2 separate regions of the Homo sapiens genome follow, and region 2 is linked to region 1. A link is a loop called in an ENCODE intact Hi-C map of the cell type or tissue named here. Cell type or tissue: CD4-positive, alpha-beta T cell. All regions are shown on one strand. Each heading gives the region's core, and the rest is flanking DNA. Links, peaks and the distances in the headings are about the cores only. Region 1 has its middle 99 kb from the start of GLS. Region 2 overlaps GLS (glutaminase).

Region 1 (4,399 bases), core at 137-4,136:
AAATGATAGGATCTTATAACTTGACAAAAACAGTCATACAAATTCCATTCTTCTATAGACAAGGAAATGATGTTCAGAGAGATTAAGTTGCTTCCCCAAATAGCACTGCTAGCTAGGGGTAGAGCCAGACATTCACATCTCCCGAGAGTTTTCTGTGGATCAAAACGTAATCATTATATGCCACGATTCTGTCTGCTGGAGTAAATAAATTGGTGTGTTTATAAACTTGAGTGCTTGTCTTTGAGGATGGAGATTTTTAAGTGTCTGTTTCTCTATTTTCTGAAATGAATCTTAAAGGATTGGTGTACCTACAAAACTACAAAACTAGTTTCACATAGCTGAGTTAACAGTTATCAACAATTATAACAGATATATATCAATGAGGGTATCATATATAGAAGTCTCTATAGGTGTGTGTGTGTGTGTGTGTGTGTGTGTGTGTGTGTGTGTGTGTGTCTGTGTAGCAGGTAAGATGGCTGAGTGTTTTGGGAATGAATTAATCCACTAGAGTTTTCCATGGTGAGAACAGATGATCTTCCACTAGGCTTTAACTCCTAAATAATTTGTTTCATTATAGAATTATTTCCATTTAGAGAAAGAAGGGAAAAGAGAAGAACTGTGTCCCTGTTTACAAACTGGGGAATTCCTAATACGCTGCTTAAAAAAAAAAAACATATTTATTAGCTTTTAGGCTGACTCCCAAAGTAAGGGTAAATCAACCCGGGGCAGTGTTTAGCCTTGTTTTATTTCAGTCCTTTTCCATGCAGCTGGTCAGTCTCCAGTAATTCTCTTACCTGTCGTGACACAGCCTTCTCTCAGAACCTCCCAAAGGTGTTTGGTAATCATTGGTCTGGATATTGTCTCTGAGCCAATGATGTGAGACCAGAAACTCTCTGTTCCTGGACTTGGAGAGTTGCAGAGGGGAATTTTTAGTGCCTATCCAATATTCTTTTTTCTCCTATCCTTACTAACATCTCCCCCATTTTGTGTGTGTGTGTTTGAGGGGGAGCTATAATGTGCTCAGGAAAAACAAATCAACTACTACAAATCAAACAAACAAAAACTACATTTCTAATTCTCCTTTGCAGCTAGAGGTTGTCATTGAACCCAGGTATAAGCAAAAGTTTTTGGATGGGGCTTTCAGGAAAGACCTTTAAAATGGAGCTGACAGTTAACAAGTGCCTTTTACCCTTTGTACTCTGCCCTTCTTCTTGACTGGATTATAGCCATGACACACTGGAGGTAGAGCAACCCTCCTGTAATCACAGGCACCTGTGAGGGAGAGGTTAAGATGTCATGGAGATATCAACATGGTCTGTCTTCACTGCTGAGCCAATGCCCGCTACCACCTACCTCTGAAATTTTTGTTACACAAGAAAAGCCCCAAATTTGTTTAGGGGAATCTCCTTCACCAGTAGCTCAATTCAATTCTTAATTAATGTAAGAGCTTAAAGAGCTCCCTGAGATAATTTGAGTCAATGAACTCCTATATATCTTATTGGCAAATTAGACAAATTTAGAGTATATGTTATGGAAAAATTCTGAGAAGCCAAGAAAATGGTGGTGATATAAATCTGAGTTTGAACATACTCTCTCCCAAAACAATAAAGAAGATCAAATGAAACTACATAAAACCCATGTCTTCTACATAACTAGAAGACATGAAATGTCCAAATTTCAAATTAACTGTAAATAGAAAAATAAACACCAAACCCCAGCAAGTTGCCTCCTCCACTCCTAATACAAGCCCTTCAGGAACCAACAAAGTCAGCTGGAGAAAATCCGTGCAGAGTAGACAAGAGGGAAGCTAGTGGTGGACCTTAGATTGATCTGAAACAACCACCAGAGAGAGAACGTCGGCGCTAAGTTTGAAAATACTGAAAAGCACACTGGTAGATCAGGCTACTTACTACTGGGAAGGGACTTAACCATATGTGCTGCATGCGAGGAGATGGTCTTGTCCCACTTTTTGTGAGAGGAGATGGTCTTGGAAGGATAAGTAAGGCATCCTGGTAAAAAGGGTCAAAGGGACCCTCTTTTAGAGGCGAGCTCTGGAAATCTTGCAGTGAGAGGGAAATTGAAGAACCTGCAAGAATCTCTTCCCTTGCAAAACTGAAGGTAGCCCAGCCCCTTCTCCCATCATTCCCCTTCCAAATAATAATAATAAATAATAATAATAAGTTCAATTTTAAAAAAGAAAGAAAAAGAAGTTATACTTTGCCACACTGACAGAAGAGGGCGCTCTTGACCTAGGAATTTTGCAACCACCCCAACCCTTCCAGCCCTGTCCACAGAAAGGCGGATCAAAGTCTTCATCTAAGCAAAATCACCAGAATAAAAAGAACCCAAGCAATTCAACTGAGAAAAATTCCTCCCCCAAATAATGGCAAAGTGGAAGAAAACTAACACAACACTGAACTGAATTCAACGTCCTCAAGCACTTGGGAACATGGAAAAACACTTCAAATTACACATTCAGAAACTAGGTACAGAAACAGACATAAAAAAAGAAGAAATAAAATAAAAGTTGATTGAACTCAGGAAAGAAATAGAAGAAAGAATAGAAAAGCCATTATAAGCATTCCTATAAGATTTTAGATAAACTGAACTAAGACATTTTACACACGCGCACACACACACCACACATGCACACTATCCTTCAAGTTACATTTGAACAATTTCTTCACCATGTAGCTTTTGGGGGTTCATCCCAATTGGATATTTTGAGACATGCAATAAATGGTTCTGCTATTATTGCTATAATCACCATTACAGGTAACTGATTGGATGAGGACAGCAAGCGAGGGGAGGGAGTCTCGAGTAAAATGTCTGAGGCAAGATAATAGTTTGTCCAACTCCAGTGTTCACCTAGGCCAATGACTTTACAGATGAGATTCAGGGAGGTTACATAATGACCCAAGCTTCCCCAGAGCCAGTTAGTGACAGAAAGCACAAGGCAGAAAGCCTCCCTCTCCTTCTCTCTCCCCTTTTCCTCCTCTTACTTCAGAGGACAATGAGTGCCTCCTCCACCCTCCAGCAACCTCAGACCCTGTCACCTCACCCCTCAGCAGGATTCCCTCTTTTATATTCACTCTCCCCTTTTCTTCCGACCAATTCTTCCAGGCAGATACTCTCTGTCACCCTCATCCTGTAAAGCAAATACTCCAAACCACCTTCCCTTGATTCTGTCACTGCTGATTTTTCTCTTATCCTTAAACTTTTTTTTTCTTTTCTTTTTTTTTTCTTTTTTTTTTTTTTTTTTGAGATGGAGTCTCACTCTGTCGCCCAGCCTGGAGTGCAAAGGCGCAATCTCCGCTCACTGGAAGCTTCGCCTCCCAGGTTCACGCCATTCTCCTGCCTCAGCCTCCCAAGTAGCTGGGACTACAGGCACTCGCCACCACGCCCGGCTAATTTTTTGTATTTTTGCTAGAGACGGGGTTTCACCATGTTAGCCAGGATGGTCTTGATCTCCTGACCTTGTGATCCGCCCGCCTCAGCCTCCCAAAGTGCTGGGATTACAGGCCTGAGCCACCACACCCAGCCATCCTTAAACTTTTAAAAGAACTTGATACCAACCGTCGGCTCTCCCTCTCAACTCACTCCTGAAATTCTTGCAATCTGTTTTCCCCCATTCTCTCCTGAGCCCACGTGCTCGGAAACTGCTGGTCACTAGCTTCTAGACACTCCTATCCCTTGTTTTCTTGGACGCACAGCCCATTTTCTCTAGTCAATTCCCCATCTACTCATTTTCTTCCTCCCTCTTAAATGTATGCATTCCCTAAAGCTCTCCACTGCCTTTTCTTTTTGCCTGCACAGCTGCAGACTGCAAATATACATTTCCATACCTATCTGTTTCTCAGGTGTCTTTCCCTTATTGTCTTCTAGACATCATCCCTGGAATCCAGGAGGCTACCTGGAGCTCAACATGTCTAAAACTGAACTCCACACCCTCTATTCAGTTCTGTACTCACTCTTGAGCTCCAACTCAGAGTCCTTGATCTATTTTTTTGTGTTCTGTACCAAATCACCCATAAATTCTACTCAAAGCATTTATTGAGTATCTGATATGTGCAGGCACTGGATATGGGCCTGGGAGTATGAGATGAGTAAGACTTGTACTTACAGACTCAGTGGAAAGTCCTGTCCAATCAACACATACAACTTTCTTTCCACATTCACTGTCATCATTTTCATTTCCATGGTCACCCTCCTAGAGCAAGCCAGCTTTACCTCTGTTCTAGACTGGTAAAGCAGCCCCTTAAGAGATTTCTCTGGAACCAGCCTGGTTGAATGGAGTTGATCTCTGCTTTTATGCATTTTGTAGTTTAATACATCTACTTCTGTTTCCATTTTTCCATCTACTTGGAATATCCTCCACTGATCTTCCTATGTCACATCT
Region 2 (4,399 bases), core at 295-4,294, 170 kb after region 1:
TAGGCATGGTGGCTCACACATGTAATCCCAGCACTTTGGGAGGGTGTCAGGAGGATTGCTTGAGCCCAGTAGTTTGAGACCAGCCTGGGCAACATAGTGAGACCCCGTCTCTACAAAAAAATAACAAAGAAATCATCCAGGTTTGGTGGCACATGCTTGTGGTCCCAGCTGTTCAGGAGGCTGAGTTGGGAGGATCAGTTGAGCTTGGGAGGTCAAGGCTGCAGTGAGCCATGATTGCAGCACGGCACTCCAGTCTAGGCAACAGAGCGAGAGCCTGTCTCAAAAAAAAAAAAGAAAAAAAAATTGAAAATTGTATGCTTTTAAGGGAGTTTATTACTTAGCAAAGTCAAGAACAGAATGCAGTTCTTGGAGGTACCATTTTGAGGTTGTATTTTTAAAGTGAAATTTCTGTAAAACAGAGCTTCTTTCCTTTATAGTAAAATTTGCTATTTGATTTATTCCTCTCTATTGAAATTACTATATGAGAACCTCCTGCATTTGTGTAAGTTTGGAAATATGGGCATGAATTTATTGAATTGCTATTCCTATAAAAGATTTTTTCCCCAACCCTCCGAATCATATCAGTTTGGATTAGTTTTGTCTATATATAGTATATTAATAACTGTGTCTCAGTAAATCTTTGGAAAGCTTAGGAATATGTGGCCTCATACTCAGACTGTCTAATTACAAAAGTAGTATAATTTTTTTTTACACATCCTTAAAAATATTAAATAAGCTCAGTAGTAAAGGAAAGAGGAAATATCTTCAATCACATACACAATACACAGGTTTACTTTTACCCTTGGGCAAGGTGATTAATTTACATATGATGGCAACTTAAAATTTTTCTTTAGCCACAGTATAATAGGTAGTATGCCTCAATTTGACCTTAAGAAAATATAAAAGCAGGCTGAAAGCTTATTTTCATTTAAAGACTATAATCTGCCAAGTTGGAGTGAAGCCTTTAAAACAAAATTGGATCTGGAGTCATGATGGTTTATTTAACAGTTGAAGAAAAGTATCTATTCCATGACAACAGATACTGTACTGAGCTGGAAATGAGAGCAGCTTATCTCAAACTAGAGGTGGTAGAAACAGAAGGATGTTTTTTCAGTTACCTGCTTTTTTTTTTCATTATAGCAGTTCCAAACAGGCTGAATTCATGTTTATATGAAGACAGAAACTAAAGATGAAAAACAGAGGAAATTTTGGTTTGGCAGTTGGTAATGGAGTTAGAAATTAAATAGTTGAAGTAAAGTGTAAAACCAGTGAACCAATTTTTCCTCCGTCTCTCCCTCCCTCCATCTTCTCCCTTTCTTCCTTTTCTCCCCTCCCGCTTTGGTCCCATCTAGGCTTCCTTCCAATATTGAGTAAAGAACTTTTATGGATTAGAGCTAAATTGATATTTAATCCGTTGGTTTCCTTCTGTGCTTTGGATAACAATCTGAGATCTATTAAGGACTCACATCATCATGGTCTAGTTGTACAGAATTGGGAATCCAGATACCTGAGTTCTACTCAAGCTCCATCACTAATTCATATGCTGTGTGACCTTGAGCCAGGGTCCTTAATCTCAGTGGTAGTAATAAATAAAATATATCTATCAACATATTTTATAACCAGCCTGTCAGGGATTTTTAAAAACAACTATAACTGTTTAAAATGTTGAATGTTTTAGGGTCATCCACTATATAAATACAGAGTAATGTGAGTATATAATTCTAATAATTGCTACTTACTCATAAGTACAGAATTATTAGGGCATTTACAGAAGTCACACAACTCAACCTTTAAACAAGCTCAAACTGAGTAGGATAATGATAGGATTAAAGACTTAGGAATGCCATGTTTTAGATGTGTAAAACTGATACACTCCCCACCTGCTTCTAGCTGTTTTGGAAAAAAGTGAGATTTGCTATGCCAAGCATGCCAGTGTTAAGTGAACTCATGTGAACTGTAACATTTTTTGTCCCACTGTTGTCATGACTTTGTACAAATAAACTAAGATAAGATTGTCTGGTTCGGGCAGATTCTGATAAAGAGACTTGATAAGAAAAATGCAGTAGTGCTGGAAAATCTACAAGATGAAGGGGAAACTGTTAACAGTTAATTTATAAATTTTAATGGCTCTCTGCCCAGGTGCAGTGTCTCTTTGCCATGGGGAGGTATACATTAAACATCAGAGCCCTTAATTTAATAGCTATTATTGCGGCTGTGTATAGTCTGTTTCTTTATAGTAAGGAATTATTTATCAAAACATAGCTTCCATGCCTCTGGCATTTACTGTTAACCCATTATTTTCTGGACTTTGGCCTCCTTGACAGGTATTTTAAAATCAATGTAACTCAAGTATCCAGTGGGGAAATAGGGGAATGAGCTTTGATCAATGGTTAGCACACCTACATCCTTTGCAAGTATTGGTGTGGAGGTGGATGACTGATCTTCTAGAGTGCCCCTCTCCTTCAGTTTGTTTGCTATGATAGGCATTCCAGAGGGTGTGTCAGCTTAGTTGGAAATACTCGTGGCGCTCTTTAACAGACCAGGAAGCAGACTGTCCCTAAATGAAATACTCCATCTGTTGTCTCAAAAGTGTTAAACTAGTTTCATTTTCTTTTGTGGCATTCTACCCACAGCTCATTTCATAATTTATGTAAACTTAAAAGTATAGGGGGCTGTTGATGCTAGAAAGAAGAGGAATTTGTGGTTTTGCTTTTAAATAGTGCCTGTGCATGGGCTGCCTCCTAGTGCTTTTCTGTTTTGGAGAGAATTACACTCACTTTGTGTTCAAGCACCTATCTTCTGGTTTGGACTAAATCCAGCTCCATAGCTAGCCTTTTGTTTTCATGGGAAGAATACCAAACTTCCATGTTAGTCTTTAATAATTTTGTTAAGGCGAGCTAGTGTTTTTCCCTTCTGATTAGTTACAAAGCCTTTGTACATTAAAGTTTCCTGATTTTTTTTTCTCATGCTTTTGAATAACAATATACTCTGAATAAACCAAGTATATTCTAAAATCTTCTATTTTGGGCCTTATTAATAAGAAATGGACTTTTAGAACGTTTGAAATGTTGAATAATGAAGTGACTAAGTGCTACACACATACTATAATAAAATCTCTTCAAACGAGCATGGTCTAAATTCAAAATTTTAAAGGGGAATGTGTAGTTCTTATATCCAGTCACTGAAACAGATGAGGCTTTATTGCTTAGAAGTACCAACATAGTTTTAAAAATAATAACTGGGTAATTAATATATTAATGGTATATACAGGGGAATTTGGATTTTTCTTAGTGGTGGGGGAAGTAAGACACACAAATGCTCCATGTGGTCATGTGTTATAGTGCCATAGTGCAGCAAAGGTAGACGGAGATTACTTTTGATTTAAGAGATTGGAGCAGAGTTCACAGGAATGGGTAAGAATAACATATCAGTGAGAAATGGGTGGGGAAAAATGATTTCAGGAGAATAGTATGCACTGTGGGAGGAAGCAGGAGGTAGATCCAGGGTTGTGGTGGGAGTGGAGGTATCTAATTGACTCTGTCCCTAGCACATGCTGTCACAGGGCACTGTGTGGGCAGCTGGCAATAAGCTACATAGATAATGAATGCTGGGCTGGGATGGCCTGGGGAAGACTGACAGCAAGGAAGGGACTTTCGGGCTAGTCTTTGAGGGAAGGGAAGGATTTGATTAGGAATCTGGGTGTTCTTAAGAGCATAGACACCAAGACAAAAACAAGGGCAGTAAGACCAATTTTGCTCTATTGAGGTTGAGAAGAAAAATTAAGTTAGCTGGACTGAAGAACCTTGAATACAAGGCTGAAGAACTTAAATGTTATCAGGAATGATTTTGGGTTTCTTGATACTCCGCTGCTTAGAAACCTGTAGTGATTAGAGCAATGTTTTGAGAATATGATTAGAAGTATGTGGAGAGGTTTTGGAGGGTGGAAGAAGGACCAGAAGCAGAGGCATCAGTTAATGATTGAATAAATCTTGTAATGATATTCAAAGATGTAAAAGTTAAGGTAGATGGGCTGGGCACAGGGGCTCACACCTGTAATCCCTACACTTTGGGAGGCTGAGGCAGGCAGATCGCTTGAGGTCGGGAGTTTGGGACCAGCCTGGCCAACCTAGTGAAACCCCGTCTCTACCAAAAACTACAAAAATTAGATTAGTGGTGGCACATGCCTGTAATCCCAGCTACTCCAGAGGCTGAGGTGGGAGAATCACTTGAACCCGAGAGGCGAAGGTTGTATGAGCCGAGATCTTGCCACTGCACTCCAGCCTGGGTGACAGAGCGAGACCTTGTCTCAAAAAAAATAAAATGCAGGGTTGGGGGCCGATAGAGGAATTAATTTTGCAATTTAATACCCAAAATTGAATATTTGATGCCTTGAGGGAGA

The links. Hi-C counts contacts between places; a loop is a spot of excess contacts. Peaks named below come from ENCODE experiments on the same cell type or tissue, not always from the same donor. Only the 100,000 strongest peaks of a DNase experiment are listed, where the experiment ranks them.
Region 2: a loop joins it to region 1, with 12 times the contacts of the local background. A loop is called at or near these places in 16 of 110 quality-filtered maps.

What each region holds. Positions count from the first base shown.
Region 1 is chr2:190,779,578-190,783,976 of GRCh38, forward strand. No RefSeq gene overlaps it. Among named protein-coding and RNA genes, the nearest start is that of GLS, 99 kb to the right of the region's middle. RefSeq lists a cis regulatory region at 2,087-2,450. In CD4-positive, alpha-beta T cell, for the core only: CTCF peaks have their summits at 2,231 (motif pointing right) and 2,434; a DNase peak (open chromatin) is centred at 2,264.
Region 2 is chr2:190,945,384-190,949,782 of GRCh38, forward strand. The region is part of intron 14 of GLS (glutaminase); the gene reads left to right. Among named protein-coding and RNA genes, the nearest start is that of STAT1, 67 kb to the right of the region's middle. In CD4-positive, alpha-beta T cell, for the core only: no CTCF peak of the experiment used is centred there; DNase peaks (open chromatin) are centred at 1,978 and 2,658; H3K27ac peaks cover 402 bases.